Linked DNA regions of Homo sapiens: region 1 is linked to region 2. Evidence: read pairs that join two places in POLR2A ChIA-PET (ENCODE). Cell type or tissue: B cell. All regions are shown on one strand.

What was found. ChIA-PET counts read pairs that join two places held together with the same protein. Peaks named below come from ENCODE experiments on the same cell type or tissue, not always from the same donor. Only the 100,000 strongest peaks of a DNase experiment are listed, where the experiment ranks them.
Region 1: POLR2A ChIA-PET joins it to region 2 with 7 read pairs; 1 of 35 experiments calls an interaction of 5 or more read pairs at or near these places.

Annotation. Positions count from the first base shown.
Region 1 is chr11:33,327,034-33,332,033 of GRCh38, forward strand. It overlaps HIPK3 (homeodomain interacting protein kinase 3), which reads left to right. Exons shown (of 17, transcript NM_005734.5): 3 at 1,477-1,600. Among named protein-coding and RNA genes, the nearest start is that of KIAA1549L, 47 kb to the right of the region's middle. In B cell, CTCF peaks have their summits at 2,881 (motif pointing left) and 3,081; a DNase peak (open chromatin) is centred at 2,898.
Region 2 is chr11:34,897,036-34,902,035 of GRCh38, forward strand. All of the region lies in intron 1 of APIP (APAF1 interacting protein), which reads right to left. Among named protein-coding and RNA genes, the nearest start is that of APIP, 17 kb to the right of the region's middle. In B cell, no CTCF peak of the experiment used is centred here; a DNase peak (open chromatin) is centred at 2,712.

The DNA of each region.
Region 1 (5,000 bases), 1.6 Mb before region 2:
TGAACAAAGTAGGAATCCTTTAATCTGTACTCATACAGGTAAATAAATGAAAAAAATGAAAGTTTGATAAGAAATGGATTATTTATATAGTTTCAATTTGAGATCCCACAAAATACTTAATTAGAAAGAGAAAAGTAGGAACTTAGTAGTAGAGAAATATAGCAGACATCATGTGATCAAAGTAAAAATTATTAGTAATGGAACATATCAGAATTGCATGCCTAATAAGATACAATGAGAAAACATGATCACTTCTGTGATGTTCCTCTGAATCTAATTATGAGGAAACATCAGACAAACCCACACTGAGGGACGTTTCTTCAAATATCTGTCCTGTAATATGTTATACAAAGGTCATGGAAATCTAGACAAAACTTAGGAATTATTCCATATTGAAAAAGACTGAAAGAGATAGGACAACTAGATGCAATGCATGATCCTGAGTTGGATCCTTTTGCCAAAAAGGACGGTATTAGTATAATTGGCCAAACTTAAATGGAGTCTGAAGCTTAGAAGGTGGAGATGTATCAGAGTTCATTTCTTGATTTTGATGATTGTATTGTGGTTATGTAGGAGAATATTCTTCTTTGTAGGAACTATAAAGTATACAGATATTTGGCAAGTTATTCTCGGGTGATTTAAGGAAAAAATATGTACTGTTCTTGCAACTTCTCTGTAAGATTGAGATTGTTTTAAAATTAAACACATGCACACTAATCTAGGATAACTGTGATCCATATGACTTCTTTGGAATTACACAGCTGTACATGGAGTCTGTCTTAGAACATGAATCTTCTCAAGGGAAATCCATATGAAGGTGCAACATAATTTATCTAGGAATAATATGTTTCTTGGAGTACATTTCCCAAATGACCAAACACTTTTAAGTGCTGAAATGCTTTTTAACTATGTTGTTATATGCTGTATACTTGTCTGCCTTTTAAGACAGAATACACTGAATTTAGTTTAATCTCTTGGATGACTAATGGCTCCAATTAGGTAAATATTTATTACTGTATTCTGAAGTAATATCTAGGTCTAGATTCACTTTTAGCCTTTGAGGATTTTGCTTTGTTTTTGTTTTCTCTCTCAATGTCTGGTTTTCAGTTCTGCTGATGTCATAGTATGTATTTAATAGTTTGCCAGTTCTCTTCCTATTGTGTTATTTCTGATCTGCTGTAGTCTTAAAAACAAGATGTATGTTTTTCCTTTTTCAAAAAATGTTATGTTAGTAAAACTATAAGGGAAAAGGATTACAGTGGAAGAGACTTTATTATAGAAATGTTGTACTCATAGTACCCCTTTCAGATTAATTCAGGATTATGTCTAGGTTTCAAAGAGTTCTGAAATAGTGAAGAGTTCCTATACATAGAATGTGATACCTCTGTCATTTTACCAACTTCCTAGAATGCCAGTTGAAATTAGGTAATTTTAGAGAAAAACCACCCTGATTTTTGTTTTAATTTTAAATTTCAGAGCTCCAGAGATTATATTGGGGTTGCCATTTTGTGAAGCCATAGACATGTGGTCATTGGGATGTGTGATTGCAGAATTATTTCTTGGATGGCCGCTCTACCCAGGAGCCTTGGAGTATGATCAGGTAACAAATAATGATAATCTAATAGAATTGGTAAAAAGTAAAGAATAATAACAGACTTACAGGAACACATGGCTGCAGGTGTACAATACACTGGAAAGTCTTTTTAACATAAAGTGGCAGAATCTGGGATCTTGTAGAATTGATTTTGAAAACTGTTTTATAATGCTGAAGTAAGTTTTCATAAAGTTACAGCCTATAGAATCTCAAAACCAGTTTTGTAAAATTATTGGGAAAATTTTATACTGTAAACATATAAAAGGTTGGATTGTGTGTCCATTTAATTAATTGTGCTTTGCTTGGGTGACAAACTTTGATGTGTGAAACGTCAGCCCCTCCCAAGGCATAAAAGCTCCTAAAAGGCGTTATAACTTTTGGTCTTAAACCAACTGCCATTATTGGTGTTTTAAATACCTCAGTAACTTGAACTCTTCTCAGTCTTTTTAGCTGTTTTGAGTGGTGCTGAAATTCTCTTTTAGCACTGTTTAATGATTCTCGGTAGAATTCAGCAAATTACCTTATTAAGCACACTTTTCATGGTAGTTTTCAGGTATATTCATTAGCCTTTCTGTACTATTAAACAGTGTTGTGTGCTAGTAGTCTTAAATATTAATACCAAGATTATTTTTTGGAGAAACTGCCATCTTATTTATTATTCTTTGAGTATCTTTGAGATAATGTACTCAACTCATTCTAATAGAAAATGCTAGTCAAAATCAACAAAGTAGTTACATTAATTTTGTCATTCTGATTAGTGAATATTTTTATTTAGATGATATTTAACTTTCAAGCAAGAAAAAATAGAAAATAGAAGAATTTAAAGCACCTATTACATAATCATGATTATAGCCTTGTATTTTAGGGCTATTTTCTCTATCAAGAGGAAAAAGAGAGGTAATTAATTTAGGTGACTTAAATGTTCCTGAGATGACTCTGTCATTTAATACTGATTATTAGATTAGATGTTATCATTGACTTTAATCTCTTGTCATCATCCATGAACCTTCCCTTTTAGGTTAGGTTTTCCATATTCTCTACCTTCCCTCCTCCATGTTCAGAATTCCACTGGGTTTCTGTAAAATTTTCCATACATCCTGTCTTCTTTCAGCTTTCTACCCAATTACTAGCTTTGATACAGATGCAAGACTACCGTCAGTTCTGAACGAGTTAGTAATTGAATCAGAGTCCCATAATCCTTTAGCTGTTGGAATACTGAGGCACCAGTAAAATGCTAGAAATACACCCTTGGCTTTGTAGATTAGCCTATGGCATGCATACCGCCCTGGAGCAGGACACCCTCTAGTGGCAATTTCAAGTTGATTTGTTATTATACTCGATTAGGACTTCACAGTTCATCTTGGACAACTGATATTAGTATTGAAAAGGACCCCAGAGATTACCCAGTAACTGCCCCCTTTTCATTTTATAAAGGAGAAAACTGAGGCCCAGAAAAATGAATTCACTTGTCAAAAGTCACAATAGTAATTTTAAAGACAAAGCCTTGACCAAAACTCAGTTTTTCTAAATTTTATAATGAATGTTTGTTTTTTTTAAACTAAACTTGGAACAGGTATTATCTGATCCAGATTGACAATGTTTTCAGGATGTATATTACCAAAGGGATTAAAAAAAGTCATTGGCCCTTGGCATATAGCATCAATAGTCTCACAGTTCAGTGGGGTTTTTTTGTCTTTGTTTGTTTTTCTTTTTTCTTTTGAGATGAAGTCTTGCTCTGTCGCCCAGGCTGGAGTGCAGTGGCGTGATCTCAGCTCACTGCAACATCCGCCTCCCGGATTCAAGCGATTCTTCTGCCTCAGCCTCCTGAGTAGCTGGGATTACAGGCACACACCACCATGCCCGGCCAATTTTTGTATTTTTAGTAGAGATGGGGTTTCACCATGTTGGCCAGGCTGGTCTCGAACTCTTGACCTTGTGATTTGCCTGCCTCAGCCTCCCAAAGTGTTGGGATTACAGGCGTGAGCCACTGTGCCCCGCCCACAGTTCAATGTTTTAAAATATTTTACAAAATACATGAATGCAAAGCAAATAAATTGTAGTGATTTTGTGGGCGTCTTTGTTTTGGCCCTAATCTGGGACTTTAAGCTCATTTTCAAGCATGGTATTTGTTATAAAGGCTTTGATAAATTTTGATAATTTTTTTTTTTTTCCCTATCAGTCTTAACTTGGTTTAGGACTTTCAAGTGCTTTTTTTTTTGCACTTGTTAAAATGTTCACATATGTTTTTCTTTTTTCTTTTTCTTTTTCTTTTTTGAGACAGGGTCTCACTCTGTCGCCCAGGCCTGAGTGCAGTGGTTCCATCTCGGCTCACTGCAACCTCCGCCTCATAGGTTCAAGCAATTTTTCCACCTCAGCCTCCTTAGTAGCTGGGACTACAGGTGTGTGCCACCATGCCTGGCTAATTTTTTATTTTTAGTAGAGATGGGGTTTCATCATATTGACGAGGCAGGTCTTAAACTCCTGATCTCAAATGATCCACCCACCTTGGCCTCCCAAAGTGTTGGGAATACAGGCAAGAGCCACTGCGCCTGGCCACATATGTTTCTCAGAACAGCTTTAGTCTGTTTATTAATGTGTTTGACTTTCATAGATTTTCCCCATCTCGCTAGATTGTGATCACCTAATGTTAGGATGTGAAAGGGCCACCAGTAGGGTATGTCTCTCTCTATTATCTGTTCCTTATTCCAGTAATCAGCTGCCTAGATATACTTGGACACCCCAACTGGGGAGTTGGTATTTTTTTTAGACAGGGTCTCAGTCTGTCATCTAGGCTGGAATGCAGTGGCATGATCATAGCTCACTGCAGTCTTGAACTACTGGGCTCGAGGAATCCTCCTACCTCAGGCTGTGCCCAGTAGCTGGGGATACAGGTGTGCACCAGCATGCCTGACTCATTTTTAATTTTTTGTAGAGATGGGGTCTCTTTCTCTATGTTGCCCAAGCTGGTCTCAAAGTCCTGGGCTTAAGCCATCCTCCCGCCTGGACCTCCAGACATGCTGGGATTACAGGTGTGAGCCACTGCACCTGGCCTGGCAGTTTTTTTCTAATTATTATTTTTTGCCTTACAGTGGCAGTGCAGTGGGCAATAGTAATATTAACTAATTAATGCTTACTGAGCTCTTTTATGTACTAGGAACTGCTGTTAACACTTTATATTAACTCATTTAATGCTCGTAACAACCCTATGAAGTACACACTACTGTTGCCTCCATTTTATAGATGTAAACTAAAGAGTTCTTAACAGTATATCATATTCTTCTTTAGAGACAGAGTCTTTCTCTGTTGCCCTGGATGGAGTGCAGTGGCAGGATCATGGTTTACTGCAAAGTTGAACTCGTGGGCTCAAGTGGTCCTCCTGCCTAGGCCTCCCAAAGTGTTGCAATAA
Region 2 (5,000 bases):
AGGGGGAAAAACATCTTTGAGTTCAAAAAGCGATCATTATTTAACAGGTTGAATTCTCAGCTACTTAGCTGAATACTTGAAATTGTGGTGTTTTTCCCCAGATTTAGTGCTAATGTTCTACTTACTCATTTTAAGTATTACAAATGATGACTGATGGAGTAAACTTCAAAATATAAAATTAAAAACTTGAGAATCTAGAAATTTCTAAAAGTTCTGATTCAACTTAGACTTGGAGTTAGCTGACTTAAAAGTCTAATCCACATTACTGGATTTATTGCCTACATGACTTTGGGTGTCAGTTTACTTATCCACACAATGAAAATGCTGTGAGGATTAAAATGAGATACAATGGACATAATGCAGTCAGCATGAAATCTGACACAATGTCAGTTTCCTTTTCATTTTAAAGAGCTGAAAATTCTTGAATTAAAATAGCAAAACTATTATAGGAGTTATTAAGAAATTATTTTAGACAGAGAGGGTAAGGTTGGTAAGGTTTTGTTTTCTTTTAATAATGCAGCTTAGTAAGGTTTTTTTTTTTCTTTTAATAATGCAGCTCCAAAAACATTTCTTTTCTAGCAGAAAAGCAGCTTAAAGGGCCAGGATAGCAAGCTTTGATGTGCAAATGCCAGCCATTAGAAACCGGGTCCATCCAATATGGTGATTCCCACCCTCTTCTTGTCACCATGTGTGTCAAGCATCATGGCCACCCCAGATATCTTCACGTGTGCAGAACATCATGGTGGCCTGTATTTGAATATTAAAAGGCTAGGGTGGGAAGGCTAGTTTTTTTCGTGGGCTACCTGAGTGACATACCTGGTCAAACCAATCCCCTGGGCCCTATGAAAATCAGACACCACCTCCTCCAGCCTCCTAATAGAACCGACTGTTTTCCCGCTCCACTTGGGGTTTTCTCTCTCTGCTTGGAGCCACCCTCCATCTCTGTACAGGGGAGCTTCTTTCTTCTTTCTTATTAAACTCTCCATTCCTTAAAACCACTCCACGTGTGTCCATGTTATTTATCTAAATTGGTGCGAGACAAAGGGCCCTGGTGTTCCTTCAGTTATCAGAGCCATATCATTTTGGTGTGTTGGCCAAGAATCCGAGGTACAACATTCATCGGATGGTGAGTATAGGAGCAAGCTTAAAATCTGTTCTATCATTCTGAGGGGCTCTTGGCCTCTATTTTAAAATCAAATCAAATCAATCAACAGGCATCCTTCAGCTGGTTAAAAATATGCTTATCACGACTGCCATTCTAAGGCCTCAGATGTTAGGCTTGCTGGTGGAGAACACGGAGAACCCCCCTCAATACCCACGGGTCATTGGGAGTGTCGGCCGTGTTTCGAATCAGTTTCCTTTCACGGGGAAACCTTACCATCGCGTGAGGCTGGGAAAGTTCTGGCCAGGACACACCCTGGCGTTATTCAAAGGCCTCTGGGTCGGACCCAGCCTCCAACAGCCCATTTCGGGTTTTGGCAGAGAATCCCCAGCTATCCTGTCACAAAACTCTCCTTCTTTTTCTATCCACAGTCTCTCTCTCTCTCTGATGTGCGGGAATTTAGTAACCAGGAGTTTAGCTCAGGAATGCTGTTGCAATCTTCTAGGAACAGAGGGTTCCTTTCCTCCCCCTCCTCCCCGCTCCCACCCAGAGTGAGCGTCTCTCTCTCTGCCCTTGGTCTGGAGAGTGCATGGCATTTCCAGGTCTCTCTACTACTACTCTGGCGAGCACATAGTATTTCTTTCTTTGGTTTTTTTTTTTTTTTTTTTTTTTTTTTTTTGAGGCAGAGTCTCGCTCTTTCGCCCAGGCTGGAGTGCAGTGACGTGATCTCGGCTCACTGCAAGCTCCGCCTCCCGGGTTCACGCCATTCTCCTGCCTCAGCCTCCCGAGTAGCTGGGACTACAGGCGCCCGCCACCGCGCCCAGCTAATTGTTTGTATTTTTAGTAGAGATGGGGGTTTCACCGTGTTAGCCAGGATGGTCTCAATCTCCTGACCTAGTGATCCACCTGCCTCGGCCTCCCAAAGTGCTGGGATTACAAGCCAGGATGGTCTCAATCTCCTGACCTAGTGATCCACCTGCCTCGGCCTCCCAAAGTGCTGGGATTACAGGCGTGAGCCACTGAGCCCGGCCTCGAGCAAATAGTATTTCTAAACCAACAGTGCCACCTAGTGGAAACAGAAATCTTCATGAGGCACATTTTTTTTTCTTTTATGGTAACACTGCAGCTTCCTTTTGCACCACTAGAAATCGGGCTCTAAGCCTCTTCTGTGAACAGGAAAATTCTGCTTTCAACAGATAGGAGTTAAATGTCTTCTGTGGCCAAATTTTAGTCTCAATATTGTCCCATCAGCAGGAAAATGGCCGTTTGGTTCCTACGTTCCTTTAAGGCACCTATTCTGTCTCTGATTAAGGTAGTACTGAGCTAGTAAGGGGATTTTAAGTCCAGAAGTTAACCGGAACCATTTTTCTAAGGGTAAATGCTTTAGCATGGGCCATAATAGCAGGATATAGAGTTCAATCTAGCATACCCCCTCCATTAAAGGGGCCTTGCCCAATTACGTAGTTTTTCTTGAGATCTGTTTTTTTTAGGGAGGTACACAGGTCGCAGAAGTCTAGGAGGTTGAAGGGAAATATAAGCAGAGGACTAGAGCTGCTTGGGGAAGTGCGACTAGGCCCAAAAGTCTAGTTCCTCTGGTGCCATGGCTTGGAGGGTCACACCTACAGTCATGGGCAGCACATTTAACAGGGAGGTGGGACCTAGGAACTAGCGAGGGAAAATAGTTGGGGGACGCCCCCACTGTTTTCTTCTCCACCCTGGGTCATATACAGAAAGGAAGGAGACTAAAAGGACACTTTTATTCTCACTTCTCTTTCTAAACGGGTAACAGATCATCTTTAGCATGTGGTCCCCTGGAGTGGATTTTAAAACACTGGGACTGCTTCAACCCTGAGACTTTGAAGAAAAAATGCCTCATAGTCTATTGCACAAGGGCATGGCCTTCTTATCATCTTGGAGATGGACAAACCTGGCCTGCTTGGTGGAGCCTTGATTTTAATGTCATCCAACAGTTAGATCTTTTCTATAGACAGAAGGGCAAATGGACTGAGGTCCCCTATGTATAGACTTTCTTTGCCCTGTGAAACCCAGACCTTTACAAGTCCTGGACAACTGACCCAGTTCTTTTACCAGCCATGGCAGGCAAGCCCATAGGCCTTTCCCAGAGCTAAAGTAGGTTCCAAAGGAGCAATCTGAGACAGCTATTGAATGTCCCAATGCTTCCAGTCCCCCTCCAATTGTACCATCAGCTCCTCTAGCTCCACCATTTCCAGTATATCCTACTCTCCCCATTTCACTCTTACTGCTGCAGGAAGTGCTTGATGGGAATGGTGCCATGAGGGTTCAAGTTCCCTTTCATTACAGAACCTTAAGCAAATAAAGGGAGACTTAGGCCGATTTTCTGACAACCCAGGTAGGTATATAGAAATTTTCCAAAATTTAACTCAGGTATTTGACCTCACATAGAGGGATGTTACGTTGCTGCTACGTCAGACCCTCACTGAAGCTGAAAAGCAGAAAGTTCTGCAGGCAGCAGAAAAATATGGAGATGAGCAACATGCCTCCTGTAGCAAACCGAGGAGACAAAGAGGAGATAGGGAAGGTGAGGAAGAAGTGGAAACTCCATTCCTACTAGGAAAGGAAGCAGTTCTGGTAGACAACCCTGACTGGAACACCAGTAACTCAGGAAATGAATGGAAAAGGAAGCACTTTTAAGGTGTGTATTAGAGGGCCCATGGAAAACCAGGGCCAAACCTCTCAATTACTCTAAACTGTCCATGATAGACCAAAGACCAAACGAGAATCCCACAGCCTTTATGGAAAGGCTGAGAGAGGCACTAATAAAACATACCTATTTATCCCGATTCAATCAAGGGACAGCTCATTCTCAAGGACAAGTTTATTACACAGGTAGCTCCCAATATTAAAAGGAAACTATAAAAGCAAGCTATAGGGCCAGATAGTACCCTAGAAAACCTCCTAAGAAAGCCACTTCGGTCTTTTACAATAGGGATCAGGAGGAAGCCCAATAAAAGGAAAGGAAAATACAGGAAAACAACAGAGGCTCTAGTAGCAGTGGTGCAAGCTTGCAAAGTCCAGAATCCCCAAGGTGCATCCACTAGCTGTTATCGATGTGGCAAATCAGGGCATTTTAAGAAAGAATGTCCAGGTAGCAAGACAAAGCCACCTCGACCCTGTCCAGCCTGTGGCGGAGACCACTGGAGACAGATCTGCCCCCAGAGACGGAGGTCACTGGGTTCAGAACCAGTCTCACAGATGGTCCAGCAAGACTGATGGGTCCCGGGGGCTCAAACCCCTAGCTCCAGCGACTCAGACTGCCATTACAGCACAGGAACCTTGGGTGATTCTGGAAATCAAAGGAAGGAAGGAAGGTAGATCTCCTTCTGGATACTGGAGCCAGTCTCTCTCTTCTCCTCTAATCCAGGCCTCCCCTCTTCCCATAGTATGACTATAAGGGGTGTCTCAGGAAAAATTCTAACCTGATATTTTTCTCAACCTCTTACCTGCAGATGGGGGGACCTACTATTTACACATGCTTTTAAAATCATGGCTGAAAGTCCTGCTCCTTTATTAGGAAGAGATAGTCTAGCTTGCATGGGGGCCAGCATCCATACAGCCCCAGGACAAACTCTTTGTCTCCCCCGATGGAAGCTAACATTAAACTACAAGTGTGGGCAACTCAAGGAAGGATAGGTCGAGCTATAACCACTAGGCCAGTCCAGATCTATCTTAAGGATCTCACTTCTTTTCCTAACCAGAGACAGTATCCCCTGAGCCCAGAGGCTAGGAAAGGGCTAGAAGCCGTTATTAATAACCTAAAGATGCAGGGCCTCCTCAAACCCTTTAATAGCCCCTGCAACACCCCAATATTAGGAGTGCAGAAGCCCAGTGGGGAATAGAGACTAGTTCAGGACCTTTG